2 separate regions of the Homo sapiens genome follow, and region 2 is linked to region 1. Evidence: chromatin loops called from intact Hi-C (ENCODE). Cell type or tissue: A673. All regions are shown on one strand.

Region 1 (8,000 bases):
ATATCTTCACCTCCATACTCACTACAGCATTATTCACAATAGCCAAGACGTGGAATTTACCCAGTGTCCATCAACAGATGAATGGATAAAGGAAAAAATGGTATATATACACAATGGAATACTATTCAGCCTTTAAAAAGGAGGAAATCTTCCCATTTGTGACAATAAAGATGAACCTGGAGGACATTTTAAGTACAATAAGCCAGGTATAGAAAAACAAATACTGCATGATGTCACTTAAATGTGTAATCTAAAAATGTAGAATTCATAAATGCAGACAGCAGAATGGTGGTTACCAGAGGTTGAAGGGTGGGGATTTGGGTGATGTTAGCAAAAGGATAAAAAATTTCAGTTAGATAGGAGGAATAAGTTCAAGAGGTCTATTGTACAATAAGGTTAGTGTAGTTAATATTATAACAATGTATTATATTCTTGAAAATCGCTGGGAGATTTTTTTTTTAATTATACTTTAAGTTCTAGGGTAGATTTTAACCATTCTCACTACAGAAAAACGTTAAGTATATGAGGTAATACATATGTTAATTAGCTCAATTTAGCCATTCCACAATCCCTATATATTTTAAAACATTATTATGTTGTCCACAATAAATATATTCAATTTTTATTTGTCAATGAAAATAAATAAAATAAAAAATAAATGAAAAACAGGCCAGGCATAGTGCCTCATGCCTGTAATCCCAGTGTTTTGGGAAGCTAAGGCAGGAGGATCCCTTGAGGCAGACACCTGAATACTTGTTGGGAGGATTAAAAAAGTTTATCTATAATCTAAGTACTGTTAATACTATTGTTATCCTCACTTTACAGATGAGGAAACAGAAAAATCATTATATAACTTACCTATGGCCATACAGCTAGTAATAAGGAACATAAGGCAGAATAACGAAGAAAATAACATGTACAGCACAGTATCACAAGTTAAAAACACACAAAACAACATTTCATATTTTATGTATTTAATGCATATTCAAAAACATATATAAAACATATTAGAGTAGAAGCCTAAGGAGACAAGGGAAATGGGACTGAGTGTGGCAGATGAAGGCAGAGTAAAAAATACAAAATAAGAGATATCTTGCACTGTCCAATGATAATGTATTGTGAACTGAACGCTGGGGCTACTCGACTTTCTATCTTTAAGGACCAAACTGTGTTTTATATATATATATGTTTTATATTTATATATTTATTGAATGTATGAATGCCAGAAATTTGGGCCCATCCTTGGCATCTCCCTCTACCTCTCCCCCTTCCATCCCATTCAATCACCAAGTCTTGTCTATTCTACCTCAAATATATTTGAAATATGGCAGCCTCTCATCACGCCCATTTACACTCTCTAGTCCAAGCCACAACTACCACAATTGCTTTCTAACCAACTGCCTGACCTCTTTTCAGTTTTGCCCTGCTCCAATTCATTTCTCATTAATCTGATCTGACACTGCTTAACTACACAATTCAACAGCTTTCCATTACTCTCATGATGAAGTCCAAAGTCCTTGATACACATCCAACAAGGCCCTGAATTATTTGCTCCTACCGTCTTTCCTGTTTTCATTCACACCACAGTCCCTTCTCTCACTACATTCCAGGCACTCTGTTATTTTCAATTCCTCATACTTGCCACTCTCCTTCCCACTTTAAAGGGATACAGACACACATTTTAGCCAGGGTCTGTATCTGTCAGATCTCAGCTGAAACGTCACTTCCTTAGGGAAGCTTTCTCTGATACACTAGCCAGGGTGAACTCTCCCTATTATGCACTTCTCCTTTATGGCCCTTAACATTATGTTAGATTACAGATTCTAGCTAGATTATAAACTCCAGGAGGACAAGAGACATTTTTATTTTCACTATTTTATCATGTATACCTAACACAGTGCCCATATATAAAATACTGATATGTATTAATAATTCATTTGAGGGTGATAAAACTGTTAGTCTATTTGCTAAAAGTAGTTTTAATATGCCTGCTAATATTTTTAAGTGAATAAACAAAATGCTTTCTTTCCAAAAAAAAAAATCCTTTGTTCTGTGAACTTCATCTTACTGTTTTTTCTTTGTTCTGTGAACTTCATATTACTGTTTTTTCTGTGAATCAATGACTATCCACATTGAAATTTTAGAAAAATTAACAGCAATCTTCTCTTCTCAAAAGCTCATCTTCAAATTTAAGGAGAGTACATTCTCAATGTGTGCAGAATTTATTTCAGCTCAGTAATTCTACAAATGTCATCTTATATTACGATGCGGTAGACAGAAACACATCAGTCAAAATTTACCTACTCTATCGCATTTAAGTAACATTTTCTCAGTGAAAAAAACTTAGGGGAGGAAAATGTTACATATCTAAAGAGCTTAAGTAGACTCGACTCTAAATATTATGGCCACAAAGGCAAGAATCCATTATTAAATTCTTATCAAGTATTTAGGCTGGGCGTGGCGGCTCATGCCTGTAATCCCAGCACTCTGGGAGGCCGAGTTGGGCAGATCACCTGAGGTCAGGAGCTCGAGACCAGTCCGGCCAATGTGGCAAAACCCCATCTCTACTAAAAATACAATAATTAGCTGGATGCAGTGGTGCATGCCTGTAGTCCCAGCTACTCGGGAGGCTGAGGCAGGAGAATCACTTGGGCCCGGAGCAGGGAGTGCGGAGGTTGCAGTGAGCCAAAATTGGGCTACTGCACTCAAGCCTGGGTGACAGAGCAAGACTCCATCTCAAAAAAAAAAAAAAAAATACTAGTATTTGGCTGGGTGTGGTGGCTCATACCTGTAATGCCAGCACTTTGGGAGGCTGAGACAGGAGCTCAAGACCAGCCTGGGCAACATAGTGAGACCCTATCTCTACAAAAACTTTAAAAATTAGCCAGGTGTGGTGGCATGCACCTATGGTCCCAGCTACTCTGGGGGCTAAGGTGGGAAGATTGCTTGAGTCCAGGAGGTCGAGGCTACAGTGAGCTGTGATGGTGCTACTGCACTCCAGTCTGGGTGACAGTGAGTCCTTGTCTCAGAAAAAAAAAAACAAAACACTTAGTACTTGCTGTAATATTTCACCACCAGGTGGCAGATCCATACTACGTTCTGGAAATGTTTTTATCAACCCTGATAAGTTAGTCCAATTAGAAGGAATTTTAGGAAAAGTAAAATAATTTTAACTGTATTTGAACCTGAGCCAGTTAACCACAGGGTAGTTACAATTGGCCCTCAGAACATTATACTTCTATTTAACTGTAAATTTGTCCCCAGGCCATGCAGAGTACCTAATTTTCTTTAAAGAGAACAGAATATTAAAATGCAGTTTTAAAATGTGATTATCTATAGTCCAGTCATTCAAAATCCTGAGAAGTCTAAGAGGAGTTTGAATCCCAAAGTAAAGGGAACATGAAATGAAAAGGTAGAAAAAAATACAGGTGAGACAATGAGAAAAAGGGGAGAGAGATGAAACATCTACCAAACCAAGAAGCTAGCAAAACCCAAGTTACAGCAACGCCCTTCAAAAATGAACATGTCTGTGTTTTATGTGTTCAGCAATATATTCTAATTAATAAGATAAAGACTTTAATCTCAAGTCAATCAGTTAATTATGAAATTGACTTTTCAAATTTTTCAATAATTCTAAAATTCTTAAAATGTATTATTATCAAGATGAAATATATTATCTTGAAATGACTCTTCAGTTATTTTAAAATGCTATTGAAAACGCTATTTGCAAATGCATCCTTGAAATCTAAGGAGAACACCTTAATTTGTTTACCACCTTGGCTGCAGCACACCTTTCCCTCCACTGTCCTTCTTCCAGTCCTACCCAACTTCTCCCGCCTCTTTCTGGCCCATGTTTGCAGGGAGAAGAGATGACCCCTGACACTCAGAAAGAGATCCCTGGCCACTATACACACCAGTCAATGGTTCAACTTCCTCACTAATGCTTCCTTCCTCATGTCCTTTAATCCACTAACCAAATCTACCTCGGCCACAATTAGAAATCAACACCCAACCTCTACCATGAACCAAGGCTGACCTGAGTTTTGTGAAATTTGAAGCATATATAATTTGAGGGCCTTTTTGAAGAAAAAAAAAAATGGAAAAAAATTTTTCAATTTTGCAAATGTTACAAAAATATGTAACTAACAAACACACTACACTGCTAGAGCCTCTCCCAGATCCTAGAAGAGGTCTATGCAAGTGAGGGGATCCAGGGCTCACCAACTTAAGGGTAAATTGTCTCTGCCATGAAGACATGTTGAGGAAAAAACAAGCCTATAAACTCTGTTTGTTAAATAAAACAACTAGTACACCAATTCCATTCAATAAAAGAAAGGCACTGGCTAGAGAGTTACAGTGTTCACAGTTACTTTAGAACAAACTGGCTAAAATTAAGGACAGATAGAAACTGTCTAATGGCAACAAGAGAGCAAAGCACAGAGAAGAAAAAATGTGAGTGGAATCAATGGGGGAAAGGCATACTCATCCACTTCTTTCATACTCCTGAAGCTTATTGCCATCAATTATTTGTAGGTCTCCCCCAGGAACAGTTTTCCCTACTGGGTTATTTACATAACCTAACTTCAGAAAGCTCTCACTTTTCTTCCCTGACAAACAAAAAGAGAGAGAAAAAACAATTCTCAAACAACTTTGCTTTGAGAATTTTTCTTTCATTTATACATCATATATTCCATCATTCTATTGACCAAGGTCCCTATCACTATTAGAAGAAAGTTGCCAAATCTCTCATTCCTTCCTCTAATACAATCTGCTTTGATATATGCAAAGGTCTCAGAAGCTTATCTGACTGAACAAGAACACAAGTTCTCATTTCCTAATAACTTCCTGAATATTTTATTATCGTTTCCGCCCAGGAAATTTATTCACTCTATGTAGCTCCAACACAAACAGTTCATTTCTGAAGGGAAACTATTCAAGTATAGCAGAAACTCATATAAAAGAGTACTTCCAATAGGCTGTTGTTAAACTATGTATCCGAGTGAAAAAATGAGTTGAAAATACATATGAATTTAGAAATACACAAAAAATAAAGAGAGACATTTATTTAAAATAAAAATATTTTCCCATACTAATTGATTAAATACAAAGAAAACCCACTGGCCTATTTGATTGAATAGTACCAACAGCAAAATTGATTGAATAGTACACTTAAGATCTAGATTTACGTTTCAACCATACCTACATTTCAACTATAACGCAGTAAAAATATATTTTAAAAGTCCAAAAGTAAGATTTGAGTAATTTTGGCCATTAGCGAGAAAAATTATTGGTACTCTTTTCAAGGGAAAAAGATTTCTAGAAATTGCCTTAAATGTCTTAACATAATTTGTATTCCTAGGGCCACAATTTTGGGCCTATTACATGGCATAATAGCCTACAATACATGCCAAACTTCACAGTAAATCCTCTCTGCTCTTTGGAGCTAAGGATGTGGGGCAGTAAACAACCAGTAACAATAAGATTCCAAAACAAAATCTATTTGGGCATTCTCTTTGCCATACACAACTCTGAACAATTAAAAAAGAGCTTCTTTCCTTTCTCTTTGAAATAGAGGAAGTAGTCTGACTAAACAAAGGGTATAAGAGATAATGCACTTAGAAAGAAAGGGAATTCCAGGAGGGAAAACCACACTGTTTAGTATTTCGTAATGCAGCAAGCTGGTTAAGAGCCTGGCCTGAGTTCAAATTCCTGCTTGTCATTTACTAGGTATATAACCACAGATTAAATGACTTACTATATCAACACACTTTTTAAAAATCTCCAGCACACAGTGCTTTACACATGAGAAAACTAAAGCACAGAGAGGTTAACCAGCTTGCCTAAGGTCCCCAAGACCTTAGAAACACCCAGCGCTGCTAGTGTTTCTAGAGGAGGCATGAAGGAAGAGATCTGCAGAAAGATACAAGGAAAATACAGCTAACTGTATCTTAACTCAATAGAAACATAGAGCATCTACTGTATCTGTGCAACCAACGGTTGCCCGTGCCACACCCTACACCTCAGTGTCCCTAAAATCTTTTAAGAACACTTTACTGTGTGTTAGACCTCTTATTTAGCAGGACGGTAGGAAACACTGCCATTGTTTTAGATAAACAGAGCCCTTTGTGGACTGGGGCTGGGAAATGAAACTAGACCAGCCACCTATACTGCTCCTCCTGAATCATCCTTGAAGACATCAGCATGAAAACCAACAAATTTCAGGTGATAAAAATCTACAGAACATTCAAACATCCACTGTGTTTAATACGGCAACACAACTGAATACAGTATATCACAGAAAGCATTCTACATTGTCAATATCCTTCTCCCTGCTTCTCCTGCAGGGATTCTCTAGCTTACTTGAACAGGGAACACTTTCCCCTCCCCTAATATAAAACTATTAAACTACTAGATTAGAAGAACAATGGTCCATGAAACACCAACTTGGGTAAACAGCCTAGACTGAACCCACTCTTCCAATTCACAGTATACACCACTGTCAGATCAAGGACGCTTCTTTTCTATCCCTTTCTTGTGCCACTTCACATCACCACCCTAAACCTCCAAGTAAATTACTTTCTGTTGCCCATATCACCAATGCTTTCCCACTTCTGGATGTTTGCTCATTATACTTCCTCTCCCGCTTCCCATCGCCATAGGTCTGTCTCCACTGCTAAGCCAGGGCCAACATCCTGCGCAATGGACAGAGGAACCATGTACCCAGCCTTCAAGATCTATCAAATTCTATCATCCCATAAAGCTTACACTGAGTTGCTTCATGGAAGTAACCTTCTCATTTTTAGAAAACCCAAAGCACTCTGCACCCCTTTTACAGCATATATCACCTTCTCCTCAGCAGTATTATTTTTACGTATGATATGCCATTTGTTAGACTGGTAACTTATTTCTCCCGTTACCTAGCACAGTGCCTCATACATAGCTGCTCAATAAATGCTTGTTGAATGAATAAATGAGTCTGAGAATCTATTTCCCATCAGAGAATCATAATTAGTTTTTGCTAAACACAGTTAAATAGACTGGACTTCTCCTTCAGAGAACACAAACTATTTGAAATTGCCAAGAGCTACATCTTAAATCAGAGAAAGTCACTGAGCTGTACAGCAGAACTTCATTCACACAAGCTTCCTTGTACTTACTTGTTTATGTGTTCTTCTCTGTGAAACAGGCCTTTATACTGCCAAAACTGAGTAGGGTGGAGAACATAACTAGTTTAATTTGTGTTTAAAAATATGCAGTCAATTAGAATGTAGTTATGACAACCTGAAAACGGTGGCTCATGCCTGTTATCCCAGCACTTTGGGAGGCCGAGGTGAGTGGATCACCTGAGGTCAGGAGTTCAAGACCAGCCTGGCCAACATGGCAAAACCCCATCTCTACTAGAAATACAAAAATTAGCCAGGCGTGGTGGCGGGCACCTGTAATCCCAGCTACTCGGGAGGCTGAGGCAGGAGAATCACTAGAACCTGAGAGGCAGAGGTTCTGGGGAGCTGAGATCATGTCACTACACTCCAGCCTGTGCCAGAGAGAGAGACTCTGTCTCAAAATAAATAAATTAATTAATTTAAAAAAATTGCTATGTTATTATAAGATATCACTATCCTACAGTTTTCCTCTAAATAATCATAGAATATGTTTCTGAACTTTTTCTGATAACTCAGTTCTTCCACAGAAAGTGCCTTACCTCCTACAATAATCCCTGGAGAGAAGAAGGACCTAAGAAAACACAGTTGTCTTATAAACCAAAACATGATCCTTCTAAATCCTTGAAGAGGAACAGCAATGTTGTGAGAAAGAGGAAAGGTAGAGATAAGAAAAGAAGGTAGCCTGAGCAGTAGCAAAATAAATGTGAGAAAGATCAGGCTTGCTTCCAAAGAAAAAAATCAGTTAACAAAAGACAGGGACTGCTTTGGGGTGTGAGGAGGTGGGTGGGGAGAACATGCTGAGGTTGGGGGAGTTGGAAATACAAACTTAGAATGAAG
Region 2 (8,000 bases), 360 kb after region 1:
AAGGCATTTTGCTACAGCTATCCCATTTAAAAGTAACAACACAAGGCTGGGCGCAGTGGTTCACGCCTGCAATCCCAGCACTATGGGAGACCAAGGCAAGCAGATCACTTGAGGCCAGGAATTCGAGACCAGCCTGACCAACATGGTGAAACCCTGTCTCTGCTAAAAATACAAACATTAGCCAGGGGTGGTGGCGTGCTCGTGCAGTCCCAGCTACTCAGGAGGCTGAGGCATGAGAATCGCTTGAACCCAGGAGGCAGAGGTTGCAGTGAGGCGAGATCGCGCCACTGCACTCACCCCTGGGCGACAGAGCGAGACTGTTGAAATAAATGAAAGGAAGGAAAGAAAGGAAGGAAGAAAGGAAGAAAAGAAAGAAACAAAGAAAGATGGGAATGGGAGGGAGGGAAAGGATGGAAAGAAAAGAGAGAAAAAGGAAGGAAGGGAGAGAGGGAGGGGAAAGGGGAAGGGAGATGGGAAAAGGGGAAAGGGGGAAGGGAAAGGAGGAAGGGGAAAGGGGGAAGGGGAAAGGGGGAAGGGGGATGGGGAAAGGGGGATGGGGAAAGGGGGATGGGGAAAGGGGGATGGGGAAAGGGGGATGGGGAAAGGGGGATGGGGAAAGGGGGATGGGGAAAGGGGGATGGGGGAAGGGGGATGGGGGAAGAGGGAAGGAGGAAGGGGAAGAGGAAGGGGGAAGGGGGAAGGGGGAAAGGGAAAGGGGGAAGAGAAAAGGGGGAAGGGAAAACGGGGAAAGGGAAGGGGAAAACGGGGAAGGGGAAGGGAAAATGGGGAAGGGGGAAAAAAGATACTGGTCTCATGCTAATAAGGCCAAATGTTTTGTTTTGTTTTGTTTTGTTTTTTACTGAATCAGGAGATTTCTGTCCCTAATAATATCTCTGAAAACAGAAGATCTGTTATTAACATATGATACCAAAATGGCAGACTGTCGGCCAACTCTTAAATCTGTTATTTCCTTCTTCTTGAGTGCATGTCTGCCCACTTCCCTTGTAACTATCATGTAGTTTTGAACCATGGAATGTAAGCAGGAACGATGTGTGCAATTTCTGGGTCATTTAAAACTTATTACCAAGGCCAGGTGCAGTGGCTCACACCTGTAATTCCAGCACTTTGGAAGGCTGAGGCAGGAGGATCGCTTGAGCCCAGAAGTTTAAGACCAGCCTGGGCAACACAGCAAGACCCTGTCAACACAAAAACAGTTTTTTTTTTTAAATTAGCTGGGCATGGTGGCACATGCCTGTAGTCCCAACTACTTGGGAGGCTGAGGTAGGAAGATTGCTTTAGCCCAAGAGGTTGAGGCTGCAGTGAGCTGTGTTCTCCACTGCACTCCAGCCTGAGTGATGGAGTAAGATCATGTCTCTCTCTCTCTCTCTCTCTCTCTCTATATATATATATATATATAGCCAGATGCTTATTCCATGCTTAGCTTCCCAAACCATCTCCTTCCACCACAGCCTGGATGTGGATGTTACATTCAGCATCAACCATGCAGGTAAAGACAACAGCCTAAGGAATGGTGAGTTAATAAGGAAGAAACCTGGATCCCTGGCTGACCTTGTAGAATAGAGCTGCCCAGCTAACCTAAAGCAGCAGTCATCCTTATAGGTAAGAAAGAAACACAGTCTACCTTATTGAAGCTACTGGGAGCTCTTAAACTTCAGCTTAACCTTTAACTCATACAGTAAGTAATTAATCAAACATATTCACTCTTTTAGGCTTGGGAGTTCACATATCCACTCAATTTTTTTAGTTTCTCACTGTTTTAAAGGAAACAGATACACTTACTCCACTGCTTTCTTGTAGACTTCAATGGCCTTGTCCAAGTCTCCCTCCAGCAAGTGGATCTTCCCCAGCATTATATAAGTCAGATCGTGCCTATTAAGATTCAGGGCATTGTGCAACTGGTCTTGTGCCTGACAAGTTTAACAAAATAAAGAAAACCAAATCACTACCACTGAACGAACTATACCTTTATATGGCTAATGTAAAGACACTTTCTGCTGTATTGACATAGGAACATCACATTTCAGCAAACAGCCCCCACTACCCAAAGACCAAAACATACCAAAACTGTCCTTGTTGAAAAGACAGCTGGCAACATGGGATATCTGCTTCTGGAGCCACTTGGAAGAATTTATACAAGACGATTAATCTTTCTGAATGTTTTCTGCCTGATATTCACACCTATGACTCATACTTCATAAGTCAAAAGGGCCATCATAGTACAGTGTAGAGTACTACACTAAACTAAATCCCAGCTGTAACACTGACCAAGTGCACAACCTTCCCTATGGTGGGCCAGGTTTCCCCATCAATGTGATGATAAATGAATAAATAGATTGTTCTCATTTATTCACCCAACTGCTTGCTGTTCTAGATGCTAAATATATTTGAGTTTATAAAACCAACTCCTTGCTCTGGAGGAGCTTACCTTCTCCTAGTAAACAAAAGGGCTTTGTTTAGTCATTCACAGATTCAACAAGCATTTATATAAATGCCAGGTATTGTATTTGCCTAGCCTGTTAGCTGTACAGTAAAATCTAAATATATTTCTTCTCAGCACAGATCCAACCAAAGACAAATCCTTCTTTTCCCCTGACTCAGAATAATCCTGTGAATAGAAATGTGCCTGTTTGAAATTGTCTCTGAAGAGAAAAATCTCCTAACCAAGTATATAAAACTATAGATCCATCTACAAAACCTAAGGGGCCCACTAAATGTATTTTATGTATATATATTGTTATCTCAGGAGAAAAGTTACTTTTACACCCCAACTGCTAATGTGCATATTTTTTTTCACACCAGTGTGGGATACTAGTTACACCAGTCTGCAAATTGACACAAACTAAACATTGTCAAATGGGTACTAACCAATTCAGATTCTCAGTCCTGGTGGCATCGGAGAAAGGAGAATAAAACTTCACAATCACTAACTGTGAGCTCTATGAAGGAAACTACCCAACGCTCTCATCACTAAGTTTTAGAGCTCTCAGTAATTTTGTCTACTCCTCAATTATGATATATACTTTTTCTTACCTGAGTACCAAATTTGAGGTAAGCTCAACTTGTCTTCTCTGATATAGGAGTCTATAGCTTAATCACAGTGAAATATAATTTCTCATCATGGAAAATAACTATAAAATTAAAACTGAAAACTCAGAAATCAGATCCACTTAAAATTTAAAATTTATTTTCAATGACCCTAAAAACTAAGTTGCCGTCAGGGCATGGAGATAGCTCACATGGTCATGATCACACCTTTAAGACTTAAGGGTCCACTTTTTGATATGTATGTTTTATTAAGCATCTGTTTCTAAACTGGGAAATTTAACTGGAGGTAGAGAAAAAGAAGAAAGGAGAAAAACTGCCATTCCCTCATATTTCTAGAACTTTCCATGTTCTTATTACAAGCAGAAAACAACAGATGAATAATGACAAGTGAGAATTAAAACAGAAAAAAATGTATAAAGGTACTTTCAATTTTCAGTTCCAAAAACCTCTGCAAGCACTAGGGATAATACCAAATGAGCAATGTAACAACTTCTGCAACAAGTGCACCCTCAGTGAAATCTATCACCACTTCTATAAATTACCTTGTTGAACTGCTTCAGGTATATGTAGCAAACTCCTAGGTTATGGCTGATCTCCTAGGCTCATAAAAAAGAAGGAAAACAACTCAGGTGTAATTCCACAGTAAGTATTAGAGTGAAACAACAGACATCTAGAGATTGTTATTGCTCGGCAAGGTTTAAACTTTAAACTATGCATTACAGTCAGCTTTTTATTAGAGTTCATACTCAAATTAATTGTTAAAAATAAGTTCCTCAACATAAAAAAATACAGATTATAAGAAATAAAAGCAGAATAAACAGGTGATCTTCCTGGATCTATGGGGAACCCTGGGGCACATACCCAGCCCATCCCCATACCTTTTTTCTTTAAGAGTTGCCCATCACCCATACCCTTTGCTCCTTCTTCTCAGGAGAGACTACCCACAGCCCCTGCTGAGAGGGCTGCTAGCCACACATTTCCGCCCTTAAGGCAACACAGTTGGATAGTGACACCTGACACAACTGAAGTCCTTTCCCTAGGAATCTGGAATTGGAAGAGAGCTAGTTAGTTACAAGTACTAAATTTACTAGGTGATGTGAACTTGAGGACTGACAGCGCCACCTGGAGTCTGCTGTGATGGAATACATGTAATTGGAGCCATCTGCAGAAGTCTAGAGCTGACATGGGAAAACTATGGTCCATGGGCCAAATCCATTCCCTGCCCTTTTTTATAAGTACAGATTCATTGGAACACAGACACAACTATTGTTTTTGTATGGCTCTTTTGCATTAGAACTGCAGAGTTAAGTCGTTGCAACAGAGTCTGTATGAAGCTATACAAATTAAAATATTTATTAACTGGCCCTTTACAAAAAAAGTTTGCCAACCTTTGATCTACAGAAAGAAAAGATGAAGCAGAAAAGGCAGAGTAGCTACCTTGGATGCTGAAGCGTTCCAGTTCTGCTTCACTAAAAGACCAACCTGCATCTCTTGATACTGTTTTATGGACTCTCAAATTCCTTTATAATAAACCTCCCTTTATTTAAGGTAGCTTTGGAAAAGGAGAAAGCAAGGGTAAGGAAAATGCTCTTGGGAAACATAGTAAGAACTACCCTATTAGTAGTGGAGATGTGTCCCTGTCTGAGGAAACATGGACCCCCAGGCTCAGAGATAACAACTGATTTAATGTTTTCCAAGTCTCCAAAAATAGTAAAAACAACAAAACAGCAACCATTGGTTGAGCACCTACTAACATCAGGCTTTATGCCAGATGTTTTCATATATGTTACTTTAATTTTCAGCAAACCTGCAACATAGTTATAATCTTTCCAATTTTACAGATAAGGAAATTGAAGCTCAGAGAGGTTGAGTAGATTACCTAACTTAAGACAGAGAGTATTGGGATTTTTTTTTTCTTTTTTAGTTCTACATCCTAGGGAGAATTTCAATCATACGTAAGTGCAGACAGAATTAGGTACTAATCATCCTGTCCCAACAACCATCCAATCCACACCCCATCTACTCCCACAACTTTTGTAAGCAAATAACAGCCCAACGTTTTATCCACAAATGTTTCCGTATTTATTTCTAAAAGATAAGGCCTTTTTCTTAAACTACCCACATCGTCACACTCGAAAAAAAGTAGTGACTGCTTGATATTAGATATTCAATTACGTTAAAATTTCCAATTATCTCACAAATGCCGCACATTTAAAAATTTTTTTTATTCAATCACAAATCATGTCCATATTATAGAACATTGGGATTTGAACTCAGGCCTGCTTCCAAAACTTGTATACTGCCAACTTTGTCATGCTATAAGAATGCATGCATGGAGAGAGACAAGGCAGAAATAAAGCCTTTCTTGTCCTTTAAATGTCCTGCTCTACAGTAGGAATTGTTAAGGTAGGTAAGTAAATAGATGTCCTGAAGGCTAACCTCTGACCTTTTAAAATCTTTGACATAGATAGTTGAGAAGGCAGCAATATACCTTTAACAAACTAACTGCAAAAGAAATTTGGAAAGGGCAACAGAACAAATCAGAGTCAAATCCTATCTTTCAGGAGGTAAGGGAACCCAGCAGACATCCTGCAAAGGCAGTTGGTACAGTGGAAAAGATCACAGTCTTAAGACGAGGAATCTTAGATCATCCTAGATCACAGGTCTGAATTCCAGTTCTGGCTCAGCAACTACCTCACTGTAGCAACTTCCATCTTCCAAAGCCTTAGCTTCCTCACTTGTCAATGGGGGAAATTCTCCCTACTTAACAGAACTGTTCCAAAAGTCAACTAAGATAATGGCAGGAGGAATTACTATTCCCCTGTTGCAGCAAGACTGTGGAATACCCTGATGAGTCCAAGAAAGTAGGGCTACAAGGTTGTTTCTTTTTTTTTTTTTTTTTTGAGACAGGGTCTTGCTCTGCTTTCCATGCTGAAGTGCAGTGACACAATCACAGTTCACCGCATCACTGCAGCCTCAACCTCCTGGGCTAACGTGATCCTCCTACCTCAGCCTCTAGAATAGCTAGGACTACAGGTGCACACGACCACTAATTTTTATTTTTTTTTCCTAGAAACTGGGTCTCTATGTTGCCCAGGCTGGTCTCAGACTCCTGGGCTCAAGTGATCCTCCCCACTCAGCATCCTTTTAAAGTGCTGGTATTACAGGTATGAGCCACCATGCTCCAGCTACTATAAGGTTTTCTACAGGTACTTATGAAATATGTAGGGTAGGTAAGGGCTATTAATAAAAGTAAAATTCAAAATCATTAAAATATTCTAAAAAGAAAATAAAAATGCCATGAAGGGGAAAATTTTAAAGAAAAATTTTAAAGTTAAAAAAAAAAAAGGTGGTGGCTCACACCTGTAGTCTCAGCACTTTGGGAGGCCAAGGTGGGCGGATCACAACGTCAGGAGCTCGAGACCAGCCTGACCAACATGGTGAAACCTCATCTCTACTAAAAATACAAAAATTAGCTGGGCATGGTGGCGGGTGCCTGTAAATCCCAGCTACTCAGGAGGCTGGGGGAGGAGAATCGCTTGAACCCAGGAGGCAGAGGTTGCAGTGAGCCAAGATTGAGCCACTGCACTCTAGCCTAGGTGACAGAATGAGACTCTGTCTCAACAAAAAAAAAAAAAAAGAATGGCTGTTTTGTGAATGATCACATCTACTAGTAACAATGGGATGGTTATCCCAAGTGAGTCAGTAATACCAAATGAGCTCTTTCAACCAACTGGATAGATTAAGAAATACGTTCCATTCCCCCTGTGACCCTGAGCTCTCCTGCTTTACCTCTTCCCTATCTCCCTCTATGGGTTCTCTTCTTCTGCTCAGTCCTTCAAAATTGCTTTTTGATGGCTCACACCTGTAATCCCAGCACTCTGGGAAGCTAAAGCAGGAGGATCACTTGAGGACAGGAGCTTGAGACCAGCCTGGGTAACATGAGACCTCATTTCCACAAAATAAATTTAGCCAGGCATGGTGGCTTGCACCTGTAGCCCCAGCTACTCAGGAGGCAGAGGCAGGAGGATCACTTGAGCCCAGGAGTTGGAGGTTACAGTAAGCTATGATCACCCCACTATACTCCAGCCTAGGCAACCTTGTCTCTTAAAAAAAAAAAAAAAAATTTAGAAAGTAAAAAACTGCTAGCATCCAGGGATGTTCCAGGGATTATTGGTGGGCCCTGGCTCCTCCCTGGCCTGTATGGTGACCATTTGTGGCACTGGCCACCCCCATGATCCTGGCCCCCATAGAGAATGCAGGGCTTCCTCCCTGCATTAAAGCAGTAACTTTTCCTGTGCCGTCTCAAACAGACAAAAAAAAAGTAAAAAACTCTTTTTTTCCAGGGTCCCATCCTCAGCTCATTGCAGGGTAATGTCAACCAATCTAATGGTTTCAATTACCACCTTTATGTTGCTGACTCCAGAATTCACATCTCTACTCCAAAACACTTGAGTTTCAGATTTCTATATCCAATCCTACTGGACACATCTCAATTTAGATATCCCCTCAGAACCTAAAACTTATCATATCCAAAATCCTCTGAAAGACAGGATTTAACTCTGATTTCTTACCATCACCTTCTTCCAAACCTTGCTCTTCTTCCTTCATTTCCTATTCTAGTTGAGTATCTTATAATCCAACAGTCCATCTTTGCATCTCCAGGGCATAGATCAGTGCTTGGCATATAGCAGACATACTCATTTTTTGAAAAACCGACTGAATGAAAAGTACATGAATTTTTCTTCATCTGTAGTTTCACTCTGGCTGTTAGCTATAACATACTCCATGGCATAAAGACTCAACTCAATCTTCCGATGTACAGAAGAAAAGCGACTAACAAATTGAACACACTTCAAAAATAATAGTGCCCCGTAAGAACTGCAAAGGAAATCCATGCTAATTCTCTGTACTAATAAATCTAGTTCTTCACT

What was found. A loop is a pair of places that touch in the nucleus more often than their neighbours do. Peaks named below come from ENCODE experiments on the same cell type or tissue, not always from the same donor. Only the 100,000 strongest peaks of a DNase experiment are listed, where the experiment ranks them.
Region 2: a loop joins it to region 1, with 3 times the contacts of the local background. A loop is called at or near these places in 41 of 110 quality-filtered maps.

The regions. Positions count from the first base shown.
Region 1 is chr15:73,076,623-73,084,622 of GRCh38, reverse strand. The region is part of intron 1 of NEO1 (neogenin 1); the gene reads right to left. Among named protein-coding and RNA genes, the nearest start is that of NEO1, 28 kb to the right of the region's middle. In A673, a CTCF peak has its summit at 3,068 (motif pointing right); DNase peaks (open chromatin) are centred at 3,082, 4,852 and 5,662; H3K4me3 peaks cover 1,256 bases; H3K27ac peaks cover 2,301 bases.
Region 2 is chr15:72,718,456-72,726,455 of GRCh38, reverse strand. BBS4 (Bardet-Biedl syndrome 4) reads right to left here. Exons shown (of 16, transcript NM_033028.5): 7 at 3,609-3,662; 8 at 1,801-1,928. Among named protein-coding and RNA genes, the nearest start is that of BBS4, 36 kb to the right of the region's middle. In A673, CTCF peaks have their summits at 4,162 (motif pointing left) and 4,178 (motif pointing left); a DNase peak (open chromatin) is centred at 4,185.